3 separate regions of the Homo sapiens genome follow, and all the other regions are linked to region 1. The links are chromatin loops, found by intact Hi-C in ENCODE. Cell type or tissue: Caco-2. All regions are shown on one strand. Links, peaks and the distances in the headings refer to the core of each region. The heading gives the core; the rest is flanking DNA.

Region 1 (7,632 bases), core at 1,803-6,802:
ACTGAATAGTATTCCTTGATGTAACACATTTTCTTTATCCAGTCAACCGCTGATTGACACTTGGTCTGATTTCATGACTTTGCTATTGTGAATAGTGCTGCAATAAATATATGCATGCAGGTATCTTTTTGTTGTAGTGATTTCTTTCTCTTTGGGTAGATGCCAGTAGTGTAATTGTTGGGTCAAATGGTAGTTCTATTTTTAGTTACTTGAGAAATTTCTATACTGTTTTCCATTAAGGTTGTAGTAATTTCCATTTCCACCAACAGCGTATAAGAGTTTTCTTTTCTCCACATTCTTGCTAACATCTATTGTTTTTTGACCTTTAATAATGGCCTGACTGGTGTAAGATGATATCTCATTATGGTTTTAATTTGCATTTCCCTGATGATTAGTAATGTTCAGCATTTTTTCATATGTTTGTTGGCTGTTTATCTTTCTTTGAAAAATGTCTGTTAATGTCTTTTGCCCACATTTGCATGGAGTTATTTGGGTTTTTTGCTGAGTTGTTTGAGTTCTTTGTAGATCCTGGATATTAGCCCTTTGTCGGATGCTTAGTTTGCAAATATTTGTCCTCATCTGTAGGTTGTTTGTTCTGTTGATTATTTCTTTTCTTTTGCCCTGCAGAAGCTTTTTAGCTTAATTAAGTCCCATCTGTCTATTTTTTTTTTTTTGGTTGTGTTTCCTTTTGAATAAATTATTTGCTTAGGCCAATGTCCAGAAGACTTTTTTCCTAGGTTTTCTTCTATGGTCTTTATAGTTTCATGTGTTACTTTTAGGTCTTTAATCCATCTTGAATTATTTTTTGTGTATGGTGAGAAGTACAAGTCCAGTTTCATTCTTCCATATGTGGCTATCCAATTATCCCAGCATCATTTATTGAATAAGGTGTCCTTTCTCCAGCATATATTTTTGTTTACTTTGTCCAAGACCAGTTGGTTGTACATATGTGGCTTTATTTCTGGTTCTCTAGTCTGTTCCACTGATACATGTTTCTGTTTTTATGCCAGTACTGTTTTGGCTACTATAGCCTTGTGGTATAATTTGAAGTCAGGTAATGTGATACCTTGAACTTTTTTTTCTTCCTTGAATTGCTTTGGCTGTTCAGGCTTTGTTTTGGTCTAATATGAATTTTAGAAATTTTTTCTAATTCTGTGAAAATTATGTTGGCAATTCAATAGAAATTATGTCAAATCTTTAGATTGCTTTGGGCAGTATGGTCATCTTAATGATATGGATTTTTCTAATTTATGAATATGTGATCTTTTTCCATTAGTTTGTGTCATCCACAACTTCTTTCATCAGTGTTTCGGAGTGCTCCTTGTAGAGATCTTTCGCATCCTTGGTTAATACATTCTATTTTTTATTGTAGCTATTATAAATGGGATTGCTTTGTTGAGTCAGTCCTCAACTAGATTGTTATTGGTGTATAAAAATGCTACTGATTCCTGTACATTGATTTTGTATATTGAAACTTTGCTGAATTCATTTATGAAATCTAAGTATTTTTTGGCAGAGTGTTTAGGGTTGTCTAGATATAAGATCATTAAGATGGAAATTTTGAAGATATCTAAAATGAATGAAAATGAGATCTTAACATACCCAGATCTGTGATATAGCAAAAGCAGTGTTAAAAGGTAAATTCATACCATTCAATACCTACATCATAAAAGTAGAAAGATCACAAATTTACGACTTAATGTTGAACCTCAAGAATCTAGAAAACAAGAACAAACCAAATCCAAAGTTAGCACAATAAAAGAAATGACAAAGATCAGATCAGAACTAAATGAAATAGAGATTTATAAAACAGTACAAAAGATCAATGAAACAAAAAGTTGAGGTCATTCGAAAAGATAAACAAAACTGATAAACCACTAGCCAGACTAACCAAGAAAAGAAAAGAGAAGATCCAATAAATACAATCAGAGATGAAAAAGGTAATATTACAACTCATACGACAGAAATACAAAAGATCATCAGAGACTATTATGAACAACTATGTGTTCACAAACTAGAAAACCTAGCAGAAATGGATACATTCCTGGAAACATACAACCTCCTGAGATTGAAGCAGAAAGAAATAAAACTCCTGCACAGACCAATACTGAGTAGCAAGATTGAATTAGTAATAAAAAAATCTCCCAACAAAATAAAAGCCCAGGACCAGATGGATTCACAGCTGAATTCTACAAAACAAACAGATAAGAGATAATACCAATCCTTTTGAAACTATTCAAAGAAATTGAAGAAGAGAGAATTCTCCCTATCTCATTCCACAAGACTAGTATCACCCTACACCAAACCCAGACAAGGACACCACATCCAAAAAACCACAGAACTACAGATCAATATCCCTGATGAACATAGACCCAAAATCCTCATCCAAATACTAGCAAATTAAATCCAACAGCATATCAAAAATATAATACACCGTGATCATGTGGGAATTATCCCAGGGATGTAAGGATTGTTCAACATATGAAAATTAATAAATGTGATCCATCACATAAACAGAATTAAGGACAAATACCGTATGATCATTTTGATATATGCAGAAACCACCATTCAATAAAATTTAGCATCCTTCACCATAAAAATCCTCAACAAGCTAGGTATAGAAGAAACATACTTCAATATAATAAAGGCAATATACAATAAATCCACAGCCAATATTATGCTTAATGGGGAAAAGTTGAAAGCATTTGAGAACTAGAACAAGATAAAGATGCTTATTTTTCACCATTCTTATTCAACATAGTACTAGAATCCTCACCAGAACAATCAGGCAAGAGAAGGAAATAAAAGGCATCCAAATTGGAAAAGAGGAAATCAAATTATCCATGTTCACTGATATGATCTTGTACAATTTAATTAATTTGGTTTTAATTGTAGATGAAATCTGAAGAATTGTAAAAACTGTTCAACAAACTTTTATTTAATGATTTAATAGATATTCTTGATCTGAATAAAAGAAGATAGTGATTATAAATTTTTATAAATGTTATATAGAAAATAACAGCAATGAGATACATTTAGAGGATAAGTTACATTCTTAAATGTTTTCATTCTTATCAGGACAGAATGAAATGCAATGAATTAGGTAATCATCACAAGTGCTTCCCCAAACCTGCAGAGTAAATGTAAGGAAAGCGGGATGAAGGAAATGGTAAAGATAATGGCAGAATTTTGAATTGTTAGATGGTTTAAGGGTGAAGCGCATAGGCTCTGAGGCGGGCTGCTTGCCTTGAAGCTCATCTGTATTGTCTGCTCTTGGGAAAATTACTTTTGCTACCTAATGGCTGCGTACCTCAGTTTCCTCATCTATAATATGGGGATGAAAATAGTACCTAGCACATAGAAATCTCTTGAGAATTATATGTTATTCTTTTTATTAGGTTAAGAGTTCTTTGAAAAAAATTATAAGAAGAGGATAAAAACACAAATATGTTTGTTGACAAACGAGAAAAAGTATAATAACATATGGAAAAGTTTCTTTTAATTAAAGGCATAATTTTTAAACAAAATTAATGTAACTTTATCAAGAAAACGATCCTACATAGAGCAATGAAAGTTGAAAAACAGTTGAAAATTTTGTCAAAATATTATCTGTAATAAAGTTTTCCATCTAACTGCTCCTCCCCATACTTCCCTGCTCTCGTATCTGCAAAATATTGCCTTGTTTGTACATTTCCTTCACATTTGCTGCCTCACTGCCCTCACAGACATTTTGGCAGTCAGGCAAGTAAGTATATTTCTCATTTTACTAAGAAGAAAGCAGAGGATCGAAAAATTAAATAATTTGTCAACTATCACACAGCTGAGAAATCTCTGAGCCTGGACTGTTTGAGATCTTAACATATTGCTTTCAGTAGAACAATACCAATTTAGACTTGAATTGTCATAAAAGGTTAAGTTTATGTTTTAAATGCTGTGTGTAAGGAAGGCAGCAAAATGCACATACCACCTTGGAAAAATCTTAGGTAAAAGTTTATAAGCATTTAACACGTGCAGTGTTAACTGAACTAATCTGGGACAATTCAGTTACTGGAAGCTATTCAAGTTTAACTTCATCCAATAATATTTTCAGGGAGAGGGGCTGAATGGTTAACTTAGATTTCTGACAGTTACAAATTATACTTAATTGACTTAAAACTCTGATTCACTAGGCCTATCACTTCATGTTTGTTGGATAAGGTAAATTAAATAATTCTCAGTTATTTTAGACCAGTAGAAAATGTTGTAGCTGTACTCTTAAGTTGTAGTGAGAAATCAACTCAGACCTGGTGTAAAATCTGGGTTAGGAAGATGTTCGTTATGTTTTACTCTTTTGATTTTTATGTAAGACCATTTTTGCCTTTAAAGTCTTATGTGTTTCTCATTCTCTACTTCTCAGTGTTCTGACTTGCCTAAATCAAGCAAAAGTTTCTGCATCTACAAAACCAAGCAAGCCCCAACCATGTTTACATTCTTTTCTGCATATTTCTTTGCCCAGCAGCACCTCAGCACCGAAGAGTGTTCAAGAGTAAACATCATTCTTTATATAGACTCCAAGAAGAGGTAACCCAAGCAAATATCATGTGACTAGAAGTCTTTGAAAGCTAATATTTAGTGACCTCTTGTGTTCTTCACTTTCAAAATATTTGTCTCTGGAAATAATGTGAGAACCAGTTTGTCAAGGGGAAGTCAAAGTGGACAAAACTCAATTCTCAAATATTTCCCTCTATGGGTACCTAAGTAGGGGCTGTGAGTTGAAGAGATCAAAGAGGCTACCTATAGCACCTGTGGTTCTTTTGCAAAGAACAAAGACTGTAATCCGAGATTCAAACTCTATACCTCAGTCACATTTGGTAGAGGAAGAAAACCTTAGGGTTTTAGTTTGGGGAATTTTAGAGGAGATAAAATTATGTGACATCAAGGCAAAAGTACACATTGCCAAATTTAATTAAAATTTTGGTATTTAAGTTCAATATTTTAAAAGTAAAAAGAAACCTTTTGATAATAATAAAAATAGATACTTGCTGTCAGACTTGTTTTTCAGACAGTGAAATGTTGACTGTTGACTGTTTAAACAAAGCACAAACATTACATTTACATCAAAATTTAAATAACTTTTTACAATGGATGATAGAATAAGTTTAATAGAACACATTCTTTAAAGCAAATTAAAGATTCATTAAAGGATTATTCAAATCTGCTTAGATGGTTGACAAATTCAAAATTACAACCAGATACAGACAGATGGTCAATTATTTGAATTGCAAACTGAATTCAAACCCATTTATATTATTATTCCCAACAATAAAGAACAAATGTTACTTACATTTTTGAGAGGAGAGTTAAAATTATCTTCCCAGACTTAATACAAGTTTAAAAATTAAAAATAAATCCAATCTAAATACATAGTTATTATTACCACTAGAAATATAAATCATTAACTAGTACTTTGTAACCCAATAATTCACAATAATTCATTCACTCAACTGATCTTTAATGAGCACCTACTATATGTCAGGTTCAGTGCAAGGGGCATGGGTAGAGTGTTGAACAAAGAAGATAAAGTCCATTTTCTCCTGGAGTTGGGAGTCTAGTTGGGGAGGAACAAATACGCAGAGAGCCACAAGACAGAGAGTTAAATGCTATGATGCGAGAAGGACTGAGTTTACCGAGGGGTACCCAACCCATCCTGTAGAGTCAGAGAAGTGGCAGACTAGTGAACTGTTTGGGTCTATGGGTTGTCAGGAGGTAACCAAGTGAAGGGAAAATGTTTCCATGCCTTATGTACTTTGCAAGGGCTAAAACCAGCCTCACCATTAAGTGAGCTCTGTGAATTAGTAAAAAGGCCTTCTCTTAGTGAGGAGCTTGGTGCTGATGCACTATGGCTCTGCTTTTGACCAAGAGGCTTATTTAGATTTAAGCAAGAAGAGAGGGTGCAAAGAGAGATGTAGTTGGGTCCCCAAATGCCTGGAGTTAGAGGGATCTGTATCCTCAAAGGCTCCTCTCCAGGCATGGAAAGTAGGCTGTATTCCAGATGTTCATGTTCAAAGGGGCTTGGAGAATTCTGTCTGATTTGTAATGAGATGATGGTAACAAAGAAGCACATTTATCTTGGCTTCAGTGAAACTCAACAAAAAGAGTCTATTGAACAGGTGCAGCCAGCAACTGGGAGACGTGAAGCATTGATTGTAGGGAGAAGGTAGAAAGCTCTAGACTGTATAGAAAGGAGATTATCAAGAGCTGTACAAATACCCTTGTAACAATAACCTTACAAGGGTTCAGTGGATTCCTCTGTCTAGCCCAGAAAAAGTCAGCAACCAAGGATCATTTAAGAGCCCTTGGGAATCCTTAGTGGGCCTGGGGAAGGAAGAGAAGATGGGACAAATCAGAGGGAAGCTGCTCAACTTTGTTCTGTTTTAGTTGTGTTTTTGCTTACGCTTCACTGAGCAAAAGCTGATTTGGCTTTAAAAATTTTTGAAAGCCTCAGATGCAGTTGTCCAGACATATCTCTTAGCTTGGTTATGTAGTAGCTGTGAATCGTTGGGGAATGTAACCTCTCTGTGCTTAGTGTTCTCTTGTGAGAATTTAGATAATAATGCCTACCTTAATGGGATTGTTGTGAGCATTATATGCACAAAGCCATGTAAATTGTTTCACAAAGGCCAGGAACGCTACCAGGTGTGGTTGTGTAGATTGGGCACCGTAAAACTCTGTGAGTAGTCTGTCTGAAGGTGCCTTGCTGAATTCTGAAGTTCAAAATCTGCGTATCTGTATATGTTGGCTCTGGCAGGCATGTAGGAAGAAGGTGATATCTGGTACCCATTGTGAGGATGACAGGCAGAAACCTGTTATAAGAGTAGAGTAAACATAGAGAAAAGATAGAAGACAGCTATAATTGGATGGTAGGTAGTAAAATGATGGCCGGGGCACAACCCATCCACACCAATACTGAGCTAGGCAAAAAATTAACCCAGGCCTCATGGGTTGGTGTATCTGAGCCCAGCTCGAGAATGATATAGGACAGAGCTGTTCTGGCAATGTTATATACTCAGAGGCCTCAGTGCTTGCTTCTAGGTAAACTTCTGCTAATCTTCCCTTGGGGAAAGGTGTGACACCTTTTTTGCTCTTGTTTTTTTGCTCTTGTTGCACAGGCTGGAGTGCAGTGGTGCAATTTCATCTCACTGCAACTTCTCCTGCCTCAGTCTCCCAGGTTCAAGCAATTCTTCTGCCTCAGTCTCCAGATTAGCTGGGATTACAGGTGCCTGCCACCACATCCAGTTAATTTTTGTATTTTTAGTAGAGATGAGGTTTCACCATGTTGGCCAGGCTGGTCTTGAACTCCTGACCTCAGGTGATCCACCTGCCTCGGCCTCCCAATGCGCTGGGATTAGAGGCGTGATCCACTGCGCCCTGCCAATATGAATGATTTTCATGGAGCTTTGAAACCCTAATAGACAAGGGTTCTATGGAATTGAAAGCTGGAACAGTGGCATTTTTGACGTTGTCGGGGAAACCCAGACATGAAAGGTGACCCTTCTGAATCCAGTGTCAGCAGACTAGCATGGCTGTCCAGATCACAGGTATCAGAAAGCCACTACCATCATGAGCACTTTGTGGTTTACACTGGCAGGTTAC
Region 2 (7,632 bases), core at 1,520-6,519, 68 kb after region 1:
GCTGCTTAAAATTGTCTGGAGCTTTGGAAACACACCCAGAACTACTCAGGAAAGTACAAGTCCTTGTTCCCATCTTGCCGGCTTTGCAAAAGGGCTCATGTCCCTCCAGCATCATAAATTATCTTTCCAGTATGGGCCCTGGTTGAGTAGCGCAAGTCAAAGACAAAGGGCTGGTCACAGGCACATTTTGAAATAGGTTAAGCTTGCTTCTGGAGTAGTCTGTTTTTTCTGTGGAGCTCTGACCTACCTCGCTGGGTTCCTGAGCCTCTACTTTCTATAACTTAACTGGTAGCCTTGTCTTCCTCCCCTTCAGTCCCACTCCAGCTCACCAAACCTGGGCTGCCTTGGGCCAATCGCACATTCACCACAACATTAGAGATGTATATTTCTAGGGTTCAGTGATACTTACATTTCTGCATTTAAGATCTCAGACTCTTTGGGAGGCCAAAGTGGGTGGATCACTTGAGGTTGGGAGTTCTGAGACCAGCCTGGCCAACATGGTGAAACCCAGCCTCTACTAAAAATACAAAAACTAGCCCGGTGTGGTGGCGTGCACCTGTAAGGTGCATGGGAGACTGAAGCACAAGAATTGCTTGAACCTGGGAAATGGAGGTTGGAGTGAGCTGAAATCACACCAATGCACTTCAGCGTGGTTGACGGGGTGAGACTCTGTTTCAAAATAAAATAGAATAAAATAAAATAAAGATCTCAGACTCTATTTGGCTTCCAACCCCTCAGTCAATTATAATTTGTTAGTTCTGTGATCTTGGGGGCAACCACAAGGCTTTAATAAGTCATGTTTTCTCATCTGCAAAATGCAGATTATAATTATATTTTTGGAAATTATTTTGAAAATTAAGTGCACAAATGTGTGAGGTATGAAATGTTCTAATGCATGGGCAATACTCAATAAATATGAGAGGTCTTCAAGAAGTTCATGGAAAATGCGTATTATGGAAGAAACTATCCATTGACCCCAAAATTTTTGCACCAAAATAATCTCATACTAACTTGTTATAACACATCTAAATAGGACCTAGATTGAGGCACTAAGAAGGATAAGACATCACTTTGAAAAGAGCTTCTCTCAGAGCGACGTGAATTTGGCTACAATTGAAGCAAGAACAAACATCATATTTATGATGAAGCATGGGTGGAAGAATGGTGAAATAATTGATGCTTTAAAGAAAAGTTTATGGGACAATGTCCCAAAGAAACCAGCAGTTTACAAATGAATAACTTGTTTTAAGAAGGGACAAGACAATGTTAAAGACGAAGCCTGCAGCCACAAACCATCCACAACAATCTTTGAGGAAAACAATGAAACTTGTTCATGCCTGAATTGAAGAGGACCAATGATTAACAGCAGAAACAACAGCCAAGTCCACAGTCATCTCAACTGGTTCAGGTTACACAGTTCTGACTGAAAAATTAAAGTTGAGCAAACTTTCCATTCAGTGGGTGCCAAAACCATGCACCCAGATGAGCTGCAGACAACGGCAGAGCTTTCAATGGAAATTTTAAGCAAGCGGGATCAAGATCCTGGAGGATTTCTTTGAAGAACTGTAGCAGGAGATGGAACATGGCTTTACCAGTATGATCCTGAAGACAAAGCACAATCAAAGCAATGGCTACCAAGTGGTAGAAGTGGCCCAGCCACAGCAGAAGTGGACCGGTCAAGAGCAAAGGTCATGGCAACCATTTTGTGGGATGCTCAAGGCATTTTGCTTGTTGACTTTCTGGAGGGCCAAAGAATGATAGCATCTCCTTATTATGAGAGTGTTTTGAGAAAGCCAAAGTTTTAGCAGAAAAATGTCTAAGAAAGCTTCATCAGAGGATCCTTCTCGACCACGACAATGCTCCTGCTCATTTCTCCCACCAAAAAAGGGCAATTTTGTGAGAGTTTCTATGGGAGATCATAAGGCAGCCACCTTACAGCCCTGATTTGGCTCCTTCTGACTTCTTTTGGTCTCCTAATCTTAAAAATATCTTTAAAGGGAACCCATTTTTCTTTAGTTAATTATGTTTAAAAGACTGCATTGACATGGTTAAATTCCCAGGACCTTCAGTTCTTTAGGAATGGACTAAGTGGCTGGTATCATTGCTTACAAAATTATCTTGAACTTGATGGAGTTTACATTGAAAACTAAAGTTTATATTTTTAATTTTATGATTTCACTCAAATTTTCCACTAACTTTTTGAAGGCCCTTTATAGTACTATTATTACTATTGTTATGGTCTAAATAATATTTAACCCAAACAAAATATTTCATAATGATAGGTCCTTATAAATCATTAAGAGAAACAGGATGGAAAAAAATTTTGTCATAGGTTAACTCTGTTTTTCTATCTATCTTACTATCTATATATCTTCATCATCATCATCATCATCTATATGTCTATATCTATAATAGGGGCACATGAGAAGATAATGGGTAAGATTTAAAATTGAAAATGTCTCCATTTCTAGGGTGCATGATTTTCACCAATATGAACAACATTACCTATATGAGCCATGGGTGTGCATTTATAGGATCTCCCATTTTAATGACTTTAGTCATTGAATTCATTTATTCACTTCATCACTCAATCAATATTTAATGAGAGCCACTAAGTGCCAGGGCTTGGTTTAGATGATGGATCCACAGGAATAATAGCCTATGGTTCTTGACTTTAAGAAATTCATGGTTCCACTATGAAACCAACAACTCAATAAAAACATTCAAGATGAGTCCAATATTAAATGAACTCGTTAATGCTTGTTAACGTCTTTCTATGTAGAATCTGACCCACCCCCAGTGGCCTCACAAATAATTCTTGAGAAGATATTCTTGTTAAGTGGCTCAGCCTCCCCAAAGGGGTGTTAACAAAACATTTCTCACTGGGGCCTATGACTACTTGTAGTAGCCCCACACACCTTTGTAAGGAATAAAGGTTCATTCAAGAGAATTGTTTAAAAAACACATAAACTATGAATTCTAACAGTTTTCTAAAACCTATTCTTGATTTAAGCCTGATGAACAGAGAATGAGGAATCTGGACTCCATCACTTTCATTATCAATAAGCTCTACACCCTTAATATTTGTTCTTGCTCTGGTATCATTGGCCCTCACTTAGGGATGTGATTTTAAAAATCCTAGCGAAATTTATTAGATCAATTAAAAAATATATTGATTTTGCCCCTTGGACTATTCTCTTTTTGCTACAATTTCAGCATTGTATCATGCCTTTCAGTGTACAAACATCCATCTTTAAAAAAAAATGCTCCCTTGATTACATATAACTCTCCAGATACTTGAGTGTTTCTCGGCTCTTCTTTTGAGCATCTTTTAGAAAGAGTTGTCCTCACCTCCAACCAAGCCTCCATCCCATACAGTCTGGCTTTTAGTCCTACCACTAAATGGAAAGACATGATTTAAACCATCAATTAAATCATTTCTGTTATTCACTCTCTTATGTTATGTAGTCACTCACTCTCTTCCTCTTGAAACACCCTCTTGTCTCCAAGCTTGGCCTTCCTGGTAGCTCTCTCCTCTTTTCCCTCCCTTCTTGGTCTCCGTTGTTGGGGTCTGTCCCTCTTCCTGACCTCTATACTGATTGCTGGGGACTCAGTCCTTGGATCTTTTCTAATGTTACCCTTCTCACTAGGTGATCTCATCTATTCTTGTGGATTTAAGCACTGGATTCAACGATTTATTTTTAAAAAACTTAATGTATGTCTGCAACTTGGAATTCTCTCCGAATTTTAGATACTTATCTCACTCCCTTGCACACACCATCAACATTTAAATGGATCTTGAATGTCTCACACTTAAGCAGCTCTAAAAGAATTATTTATTTCCCCTTTATCAGATATACATATTTTTAAACATCCTGGCTTCCCTGTCTTGGTAAATTATTCCACCATTTTCTTCGGTACCCAAACCATAAACTCAGTAGTTACCCTTGATTCCTTATTTTCTCTCCATTTTATTCCTAATTCATCAGGCATATTTTATGGACTCTACTTCCCACATACAGGGCACATTGGTCTACTCCTTTGACTCTCCAGTGCCAGCAGAGTGCTCAGGACTCATCGGCTCCCAAATGGAATCCCACAACTAGACGCTGCTTCCAGTTGGCTTCTTCCTAACACACTCCCTACAAAACAGATGGGTTCTTAAAAGAATTGAATCTTATCACTGTTGCCAAGTGAAGAATGACTCGGTTTATAAACTTAGCAAAAAGAGCTGGATGACTCATCAAGGGTTGCGGCCTGCAGGGTGGCCATTCTGACAGGCTGGGATGCGTAGTCTCCGGCCAGAAGGCAAAAACAGACACTTTGAGGGAGAGGCAATGGGAAGAAATTTATGCTGAGTGGGGTAGCCAAATATACATAATCAAAAAGCTGGGAGGAGTCATGAATATTTATGAAAGGAGAAATATGTGTATGTTCAATTAGGCTTCATGCCCCTTCATGGGTCCCATGTTCAAAAAAATGGCAGCATTATTATGACCTGAGAGTGGAATTTTCTGGCCTCTGACATCAAAAGATGAAGCAGAGGACATTACAATCCTTACTGCGCATTCTCCCTAGACTGGCTAGAGCCACTCCCTGGTCTCTTATCAGGAGAAAAGGAGGGGCAGTGTCAAGCAGTTGGTTAGTATCAGTGGTGGAGCCTTTTGAAAGGGCTGGTTTCTGTTGGACCCTTAGGGAAGAAAGGCTAACCATTGTTAGAGACGGAGGGGATATCAGGAAGTGAATCCGACCTACCATTTTGCCATGGCCTAGAAATCAGTTTTCAAGGTTACTCGGGGATGTCCTTGACCAAGAGATTGTTCATTCAGTCAGTTGGGGGGCTTAGGATCTTATTTTTAGTTTACACTCTACTCCTTAAATATTCTAATAGTTCCTGTCCTTCTGGAATAACCTCTGAGTACTTTATCTTGGCCTACAAAGCCGTGAATGATTTCTCTTCAGCCTTATCTTGATCCATTTCAGTCTTTGAATTCCTCTGGCTGACCCAGTACTTTCCTGCCTTCAGCTTTTGCAGAAGCTCCCATCTATGCCTGAAATGTTCTCACCCTGACTCTTCACATCTTTTGCATGTCAACTCAAATGCCACCTTTCATAGAGGCACCTCATCAGTACCCATCTAAAGAGAGCCCACATTATTCCCTATTCCATCCGTTATTTATGTCTGAATCATCGTTCTGAACATTCAGTGGATTTTTTTTTACTGATAACTCAGTCTTTTCTTTCACTCTTGAAAACTGTTGTTTCTGTCATTATTTCCCTTCCTCAATATTTCTGCTCTTTCTGAAGTTTTATTGAACAGATATTATACTTCCTACACTTATCTTTCGTAACATTTAACTTTCCTCATGCTAGCACTTGGTGTTTTTTTTTTCTTTTTAATCTGTTTTGAGAAATTTTCTGGGCTTTATGTTTTAGACAAAAATTTAGTTTCTGGCAATTTCTATTTTACTATTTTCTTATTTTTTTTGTAATTATATTTTTAATTGTCTCAATAGCTTTTCCTTATTTTTTAATTCTCTTTCATAACACTGTGTTCTTACTTTCTGTATTAGATAGTTTCTTAAACCTTTCTCTTTTTTTTTTTTTTCATTTTCAACTCTTATTTTAGGTTCGGGGATACATATGCAGTATATGGGTAAATTGCATGTTGCCAGAGTTTGATGTACAAATAATTTTGTCACCCAGGTAGTAAGCATACCCTCACACTCCCACAGCCCTGCACCCTCAAGTAGACCCCAGTTTCTGTTGTTTGCTTATTTGTGTCCATGTGTTCTCAGTGTTTAGCTCCCACTTATAAGTGAGAACATGTTATATTTGGTTTTCTGTTGCTGCATTAATTTGCTTAGGATAATGACCTCCAACTGCATCCATGTGGCCACAAGGGGCATGATTTCATTTTTTATGGCTGTACAGTAGTCCATGTTGTATATGTACCACATTTTCTTTACTCAGTCCACCACTGATGGGCAGCAAGGTTGATTTCATGTCTTTGCTATTGTGAATTGTGCTACAATGAATATGCAAGTGAATGTGTCTTTTTGGTAGAACAATTTATTTTCCTTTGGGTATATACCCAGTAATGGAATTGCTGGGTCAAACGGTAATTCTGTTTTTTAAGTTCTTTGAGAAATCTCCAAACTGCTTTCCATAGTTGCTGAATGAATTTACATTCCCACCAGAAGAGAATGTGTTCCCTTTTCTCTAAAACCTTGCCAACAGCTGTTATTTTTTAACTTTTTAATAATAGCCATCCTGACTGGTGTGAGATGGTATCCCATTGCGGTTTTGATTTGCTTTTCTTTAGTGATTAATGATGTTGAACATTTTTTCATATGTTTGTTGGCCATGTGTATGTCTTCTTTTAAGAAGTGTCTGTTCATGTCATTTGGCCTTTTTTTAGTAAGGTTATTTGGTTTTTGCTTGTTTTTTTTTTTGTTTTTTTTTTTTGTTATTGTTGTTTGTTTTTTTTTGTTTGGTTTGGTTTGGTTTTTAAGATGGAGTCTTGCTCTGTCTCCCAGGCTGGAGTGCAGTGGCGCAATCTCAGCTCACTGCAACCTCTGCCTCCCAGGTTCAAGCGATTCTCCTGACTCAGCCTCCCGAGTAGCTGGGATTACAGGGTTTCACCATGCTGGCCAGGCTGGTCTCAAACTCCTGACCTCAGGTGATCCACCCACCTTGGCCTCAAAAAGTGCTGGGATTAAAGGCTTGAGCCTGTTTTTTGCTTGTTAATTTGCTGAAGTTCCTTATAGATTCTGGATACTAGACTTTTGTCCAATGTATAGATAACAAATATTTTCTCCCATTCTGTAGTTTGTCTGTTTACTGATAGTTTCTTTTGCTGTGCACAAGCTCCTTAGTTTAATTAGGTCCTATTTGTCTATTTTTGTTCTTGTTGCAATTGCTTTTAGAGACTTCTTCATGAAATATTTGCCAAGGCCTATATCGAGAATGGTAGTTTCTAGGTTTTCTTCTAGGTTTTTTGTAGTTTTCGATTTTACATTTAAGTCTTTAATCCATCTTAAGTTGATTTTTGTATATGATGTAAGAAAGGGGTGAAATGTCAATCTTCTGCATATGACTAGCCAGTTATTCCAGCATCATTTATTGAATGGGGAGTTCTCTCCCCATCGCTTGTTATTGTCAACTTTGTCAAAGATCAGATTGTTGTAGGTGGGTTCTCTATTCTGTTCCATTGGTCTGTGTGTCCGTTTTATATCAGTACCATGGTGATTTGGTTACTGTAGCCTTGCAGTATAGTTTGAAGTCGAGTAGGGTGATGACTCTGACTTTGTTCTTTTTGCTTAGAATTACTTTGGCTATTTGGGCTCTTTTTTGGTTCCATATAAATTTTAGAATTGTTTTTCTAATCCTGTGAAAAGTGACAGTGGTAGTTTGACAGGAATAGCATTGAATCTATAAATTGCCTTGGGTAGTATGGCCATTTTAGCAATATTGTTTCTTCCTATCCAGAGCATGAAATGTTTTTTCCAGTTATTTGTGTCATCTCTAATTTCTTTCAGTGGTGTTTTGTGATTCTCGTTGTAGAGATCTTTCATCTCCCTGGTTAGCTGTGTGCCTAGGTATTTCATTCTTTTTGTGGCTACTGTGAAT
Region 3 (7,632 bases), core at 1,520-6,519, 160 kb after region 1:
AAAGATCAACAAAATTCACAAGATTTTAGCTAGACCAATTAAGAAAGAAAAAAAGAGACACAAATTAACCAAAATCAGAAATGAAAAAGAAGACATCATCATCAACTTTACAGGAATTAAAATTCTCATAAGAGAATTTTATGAACAACTTTATGACACCAAATTAGATAACTCAGATGAAATAAACAAGTTCCTACAAAGATACAAATTACCAAAACTGATGCAAAAATAAATGTTTAAAGTTTGAATAGCTTATACAAAAGCTTATACACAAATGTTTACAGCAACATGATTTCCAACACTCAAAGACTAGAAACAATCCAAATTTCCATCAACTGGTGAATGGATAAACAGATATGATGTATACATCCAATGAATACTATTCTTCAATAAAATAGAATAATATATTAATGCATATTACAATATGTACAAACCTCAATTATTATACCTATTGAAGTTTAGGCTTAAAAACATATATTGTATGTTCTATTTGTATGAAATATTCAGTAAATGCAAATTTATGGAGATACAAACCTATTAGTGGTTGCCTGTGGCTGCTTATAGGAGCAGGGATTGACCATAAACAGGCTGTAGATAATATTTGGGGGATAAGGGAAGGTTCTAAAAAACTGGATTGTGATGATGATTGTTTAACTCCATATAAATTTACTAAAACTCATTGAATTATACACTTAAATTGAGTGGATTTTATGGTACGTAAGTCATACTTTCATGAGGCAGTAAAAATAAGCAACATAGATGATGTTGCATTCTTTCCTGCTGCAACTAGTCAGAAGCTTATGATGTCAGGTTGTTTCATTATTTTGGTTGGTCACTTGGTTCAGGTGGCGTCTGCTAGATATCTCCGTTGTAAACACGCCTTCTATGGTCTGAATGTTTTTGACTTCCCACAAATTCATCTGTTGAAATTCTAAGCCCCAATGTGGGACCTTGAGGGGTAATTAGATCATGAAGACAGAGCCCTTATGACTGCAATGAGTGCCCTTACAAAAGAAGACTGAGGGAGCTTGTTTGCACCTTCCACCATGTGAAAACACAGTGGGAACACGTGCATAAACCAGAAAGCAGACCTTACTAGACACTTAATCTGCTGGCGCCTTGATCTTGAACTTCCCCCACCTCTAGAACTGTGAGAAATAAGTGGCTATTATTTATAAGCTATGCAATCTACAGTATTTTGTTCTAGCAGGCCAAATAAACTAAGACAATATCTTTTCCATAGATAATTAATAAGTAATCTAAGGGGCAATATTTTGATACTATATGAGTGTTCCATTTCTAACAAATGCTTGCTATCTTATTTTATCATTTCTTCTTTAGCTTCATTAGCTATCATCCTTCATGAAAGTGAGCTCACTCTCCACTCCGTTTTCTTTGCGTATCACTATGGACACCTTTATTCTTTTTCATTCAATATGTTATAATTGATCTATCTCTATTCTATTTTATAGACGTATTGCCCTAACGTTGACCAGCTGGAGTCCCTTCAAGTTAGTTCATCCTCCTTTTGACATGTCTGCATCAGCCTCTGAGCACTTCATTGCTTTCCAGCACAGCAAGATGTTACACATTCATTCTGTCCTTTTCCTGACCCAGCCATTTCTCCATGTATTCCTGGTAGCTTTGGGTGGTTAATGGTGTTTAAAATCAGAAATGATATCTTCTTTATCCTCCCTCCTCTCCACCCAATTGGAACTCTAAAGAGTTGCTGAGTCCATAATAAATATTTCCAATAAATGTTGGTGAGATTTAATCTCATCATAATGATCTGGGAATGCTTGAGAGTCCTGTGATGGATGTGTTGGTGAGCAAGAGGAGACAAGCGGGTGGACTTGAGCCCTAGCTGGCATTGCTTCATCGGGTAGCCTCTGCAGGTCAATACATAGTCAGATTTATTCTCTCCGACTGTAAAAATAATTACCTGCTTCTTAAGAGTTCTGGGAAAATTAATTTGCTAATGCCTTTAAAGAGATTTGAAGATCAAAAGTTCTATGTATATGCTAATATTATTATCTTAAATGGTTCTCTTGCTCCTGACTGAAACTGAGATGGCTAAATCACAGTGTCATTGTAAAACCACACACAATTCCCTATCACTTTAATGGCCAAGCAGTGCAAATCTGAATGGTGGCATTGCAGCAGCAACAAGCAAAATGCAGAACAGTAGGAGTGGTTCTTGAATCTCAATATCTAGGTGTGCATTTAGTTGAACCAATACTCATTAACTCTCCACTATACCTATCTACTATGTGTAAACTATTGGGCACAGTCCCACTTTCTAATTTTATTTATCTTCATTCCTTTCTGAACTTACTACTTCCGAACTAGCAAAAATCTTCTGCAGAGGCCAGATAAAAGTTTGCAAAACAGATAGTTATGTTACATTGAAGAGAAGCTGTCATGAGCAATGAGGAGACCTGGTCTTAACCTCTGCTAATAATAAGATCTGACACTAGGTGAGGCAAGTCATTTCTCTGTGACCCTAGTCATTGGTCACATTCAGAAACCATGATGCTGTGATTCTGGCTGTTGAGGCTATTGACTTTGCATGAAGAACTGCAGAGACCCACAGCAAGGGCCAGGATATAACGAACAAATGAGAGAAAGGCAGGCTGGACTGTGTGAACTATACAGGGTGATACTGCACCCTCCATTGGTTGGTCTTTAGTTGTTCACTGCCTACATAGTCACGGGCATAGATAGATAATTGTGACTTGGGGCTATCAGATGTTTTAGTAGTTTGTCTATAAAGGTGGTTGTGATAATTCTACCCTTCCCTGTATGCACATCTCTTTTGCAGTGTAATCTTACCACTTCTGCCATAAAAAAATAGGAGGGAATGTTTTCCCCTCGCAGGAATCTGAACTGACTTTGGGATATACTTTAATCCAGAAAATGAAAATTAAAGAATGTTGTGTGACTCCCAAACCTTGAATTTAAGAGGTATGCAGCTTCTGTTCTAACCTGTTGGACACTGACAAAACATGCCCTAAAGAAATCCAGAAGAAAAAAGCACTTGGGGAAACAGACCCAGCCATAGCAGCCTGTCCTGCCATCCTACAGAGCTGAGCCCCCCGTAGGATGAGAGAGCTCTAACAAGACCAGTGGAGAATCCACCAGACCAACTCACAAACGCATGAGAAGTGATCGTTCATTGTTAAGTACCATAATGGTGAAAATAGAAAGCTAAGCCAATAACAGAAATATGTATTGAACACTTACTATGGGTCAGTACTCATTCAAACCCTTTCAACGTAATAACTCATAGAATCCTTTTAAGAACCCTAGGGGCTAAGTACTATTTTTACTTCAATTTAACAGATGGTGAAACTGAGTCAGGCAGGGATTAACCAACTTGCCAATGCTTTCACATACATTAAGTGGTGCAGCCAGGATTCAGTCACAAGTAGGTTTGACTTTGGAGGCTGTGTCTTAATCCCTATACAATGTACACAGAGTGGACATTTCCCCACTGGCCTGGGGGCATCCTTATGACGTCGATTTTTTCCAGGTAAATAAGCAGCATAATCTTTCACTCACTAAAGTCTGTCCAGCAGCCCGATATCAAAAGAAACCACTCATCCTCCTTTCAATAGGTCATTGGACTGTGGGTGTGTTTTTAGACCTTTGAAAGACCATTATCAATCCTGAGTGTTTACTCTTGATAACACTCTTCAGCTATGAGAGGGTGCAGAGTCATAGGGTCCAGACACATAGCTCTGAGATAGAAATGAGGGCAGAACTTGTATCACGAAATGTGTTTGTCTGGGATTTCAGGACAGGTCACCTTAAAGCAGCAAGCTGGTTAGGCAGGGAACAGCCACACAGTTTACCAGTATACAGACCAACAAGGGAGGCAGGGCTGTAACATGATCCTATCTGACAATAGTACAAATGAAGTGCCGAAAGCAATTGCCTTTTATACACAGGCAGATAAACAATCATCCGCCTTTGCCTTCAGAAACAGGTCCAGGCATTCAAGAAGGAGAAATGCTAAAAGAAACGTGGCACTAATGTGTCAAAACGTGGCACTAATGTGAACAATGACTTTCTTGCTTAAGGTGATGACAAAACAGCTCCTGATAAAGAATGAAATAAACATCGCATGGGAATAATTGTAATGAGGAATATCTCACTCTTCATCGAAATATCCATGAACATCATCTTATACACTGTGAAAAATATAATTACAGAACTGACCCGGACTGGAAATGTGAAGAATCTATAGCTAAAGCCTGGCTTATTTGGATAAGATTCCACTATTTGCTTATCGAAGAAAATTACCATGAAGTATTTTTGTGTCTTCTGCAATATATCTTATTTTAAAATATTGGAATATTCATTGAAGAGTATTTAAACTTCTTAAGGAATTGCCCTGGTTGTGTTTTTGAAACCTCTTACTACTGAGGATATTACATTAAAGACTGAAAACACTTCCTCAGATAGAAATCGAAGATATGAGAAAAAAAATAGATGCATGAGCAAGGGTATTTCCAGCCTGCTACATAGGTTGTGATTCCGTTCAGTAATAACAAAGCAACTTTCTAGATTCTCTATGTGAATATGACTGTGTGAAGAGGTACATCTAGCTCAGCAAGGATTCTATGTGTCAGTGACACATATTCCTTTAGAATCCCATATTCCATAAGAATTTTTGAAAATATGGATGTCAGGGTGAGCACTGTGAGAAGTGAATAAAAGTAATAGCAGCAAGGAGCTATTAAGCATTCAAAGCTATTCAGTGCTTATTAATGTATGGTAAGCAATATGAATATCTTACAGCTCACAGAAAAACCTAATGAGGTAGGTATATTTTACATTTTTGAAAAAAAAAGAGGCTCAGAGAATAAGGAATTTCTAGACGTTCAGAGCCAGGTACCACTTTGTCTCCAAAGCTCTGGCCTTCCTAGGATACATGTAGGAAACCCGGCTCTTTGGCCCCACTTCAAACCAACACGCCAGGTGTAGCTCCAAATATCTCAATCACTACCAGGATCTCATTTTTCCACGCCTCCCCTCCAAGTCATCAAAACCGTCCAGCCCTGTTTTGTTTTTGAGCCACTGTTTAAAAGAGTAGGAAAACCAGTAACAAACTTATTCCACTGTCTTGAGAGATGTAGAACTATTCTTGTTTCTATATATTGAGGCACTGGCATATTTCTTATGTCTTCTAGTTTTTCACTTTTAATCATTCACTTAACTTTTTTTTTTTTTTGAGATGAACTCTTGCTCTTGTCCCCCAGGCTGGAGCCCGATGGCACATTCTCGGCTCACTGCAACCTCTGCCTCCTGGGTTTAAGCGATTCTCCTGCCTCAACCCCCCGAGTAGCTGGGATTACAGGCACCTGCCACCACGCCTGGCTAATTTTTGTATTTTTAGTAGAGACGGGGTTTCACCATGTTGGCCTCAGGTGATCTGCCAATAGAACAACTATTTATGTGCAAGGTGCTATGCTATGCATTAGAGAATCAACAACAGACAAAATGTAAATGATGCTTGCCTTAAACAAAGAATCACAGAGATAAATACGGAACTATAAATGTGCATTAAATCCTGCAATAGAGAAATTTATGATGCTATAGAGCTACACTGTTCAATACAGTAACCACTAGCCAACTGTGGCTATTGAATTTAAATTTACTAAAATTAAATAACATAAAAAATTATTCTGTCACACTAAGCTACATTTTAAGTGCTCAACAGCCTCTTGCAGCTATTAGCTACCAGATTGGAAAGCACAGATATAGAACATTTCCATTATTACAGAAAGTTCTACGGAACTACCTATGTCTTTTCTTCATAACATTTAGACTACTCTTTGGTTTACTTATATTTATTTATGTTTGCTTTATGTCTATCTATTTCACTAGAATGTAAACTTTTCCATGCCAGAAATTTTAATTCCTTCTTGTTACTAGAGGTTTACTCTAAACTGTGCCTGGTTTGTCTAGAGCTCGACATCTATCTATCCCTTGCTAGATTCTCCCTTTACCCACAGGCCTTGTATGTGGTTTGACAGAGCAATGCTACCCAGTGGCCAAGGTCTTCACCAACAGTGTCCCAAACTGTATCTGGGCTCAATGCATGCTTTATTGAATAGCTTAGCTCCCTAGAAGAGTCATCCCTTGGAGTCGGTATTTTCCCCGTCTCTCATTCTACTGATACCATCCCCTCTCCCTTTTGTTTCCTACTAGTCAATTGTGCTGCATGACTTGCTCCTGAGCATATCTGAGCTATGAAAGTCCTGCATGCCCATTCCTGCATTTCCCAATGGCACAGTGGGTTGCATGAGTGAACCTCGCATACATCTTATTATAAAAGCACATGAGCTGAACTTTCCATCTTAAACTCTCTTCATCCCTTCAAGGACAAGTGAGATGATTCTGCTCTGAGAAGCCCGAAGAAGAGAGCAGAGAATAGAAATCAATATGATGTTTAGAAAGGTTCTCTAAGAATTTGCACCCTATGCCTGATGACCACTAAACAATGCCATTTGTAGCTAGCGTGGATTGTGCTGTACTGACTTGCTCAGTGTTTTTAGTAATTTAGACACTTGGTATAAGACTTTAGGAAAACAATTTAGAATATATAAAAACAGCAAAAAGCTGTCATAGCAAGCTGACAGAGATAGATTAGATAGATAGATAGAGGTATACATATATGGATATAGATATATGTAGATAGGGATGGATGAATAGATAGATACATGACAGATAGATAGATAAAGGTATAGGTATAGATATATGGATATAGATGTATGTAGGTAGGGATGATGAATAGGATGAATAGATAGATAGATAGATTGATTGATTGATATAGGTATAGATACATGGATATAGATATATATAGGTAGAGATGTTAGATAGATAGATGATAGAGGTATTGGCATAGGTATACAGATATAGATATACGTAAGTAGGGATGGATAGATATAGATAGATAGACAGATATAGGTATAGGTATAGATATATGGATACAGATATATATAGGTAGGGATGGATAGATAGATAGAAGATAGATATAGGTATAGGTATAGCTATATGGATATAGATATATGTAGGTATGGATGGATGACTAGATAGCTGATTGATAGATATATGATAGACAGATGGATATAGGTATAGGTATAGATATATGGATATAGATATATATAGGTAGAGATAGATAGATGATAGATATAGGTATAGGCATAGATATATGGATATAGATATATGTAGGTATGGATGGATGGGTAAATAGATATAGATAGATATAGGTATAGTTATAGATATATGGATATAGATATATGTAGGTAGGGATGGATAGATAGATAGAAGATAGATACAGGTATAGGTATAGATAAATGGATATAGATACATGTAGGTAGGGATGGATGAATAGATAGATGATAGATAGATAGATAGATATTATAGGTATAGGTATAGATATATGGATATAGATATACGTAGGTAGGGATAGATAGACAGAAGATAGATATAGGTAAACATATAGATATATGGATATATATAGGTAGGGATAGATAGACGATAGATAGATAGATAGATAGATACATAGATAGATAGATAGATAGATAGATAGATAGATAGACAGATTTATTAATGCTCCTGTTC

The links. Peaks named below come from ENCODE experiments on the same cell type or tissue, not always from the same donor. Only the 100,000 strongest peaks of a DNase experiment are listed, where the experiment ranks them.
Region 2: it touches region 1 in a loop (5-fold over the local background); 1 of 110 quality-filtered maps calls a loop at or near these places.
Region 3: it touches region 1 in a loop (10-fold over the local background); 1 of 110 quality-filtered maps calls a loop at or near these places.

What each region holds. Positions count from the first base shown.
Region 1 is chr15:94,107,824-94,115,455 of GRCh38, reverse strand. LINC01581 (long intergenic non-protein coding RNA 1581) reads left to right here and starts at 7,518. Exons shown (of 9, transcript NR_120320.1): 1 at 7,518-7,577. In Caco-2, for the core only: no CTCF peak of the experiment used is centred there; a DNase peak (open chromatin) is centred at 4,485.
Region 2 is chr15:94,039,325-94,046,956 of GRCh38, reverse strand. The region is part of intron 2 of LINC01581 (long intergenic non-protein coding RNA 1581); the gene reads left to right. Among named protein-coding and RNA genes, the nearest start is that of LINC01581, 65 kb to the left of the region's middle. In Caco-2, for the core only: no CTCF peak of the experiment used is centred there; a DNase peak (open chromatin) is centred at 4,616.
Region 3 is chr15:93,951,428-93,959,059 of GRCh38, reverse strand. All of the region lies in intron 2 of LINC01580 (long intergenic non-protein coding RNA 1580), which reads right to left. The region is part of intron 6 of LINC01581 (long intergenic non-protein coding RNA 1581); the gene reads left to right. Among named protein-coding and RNA genes, the nearest start is that of LINC01580, 55 kb to the right of the region's middle. In Caco-2, for the core only: no CTCF peak of the experiment used is centred there; a DNase peak (open chromatin) is centred at 3,529.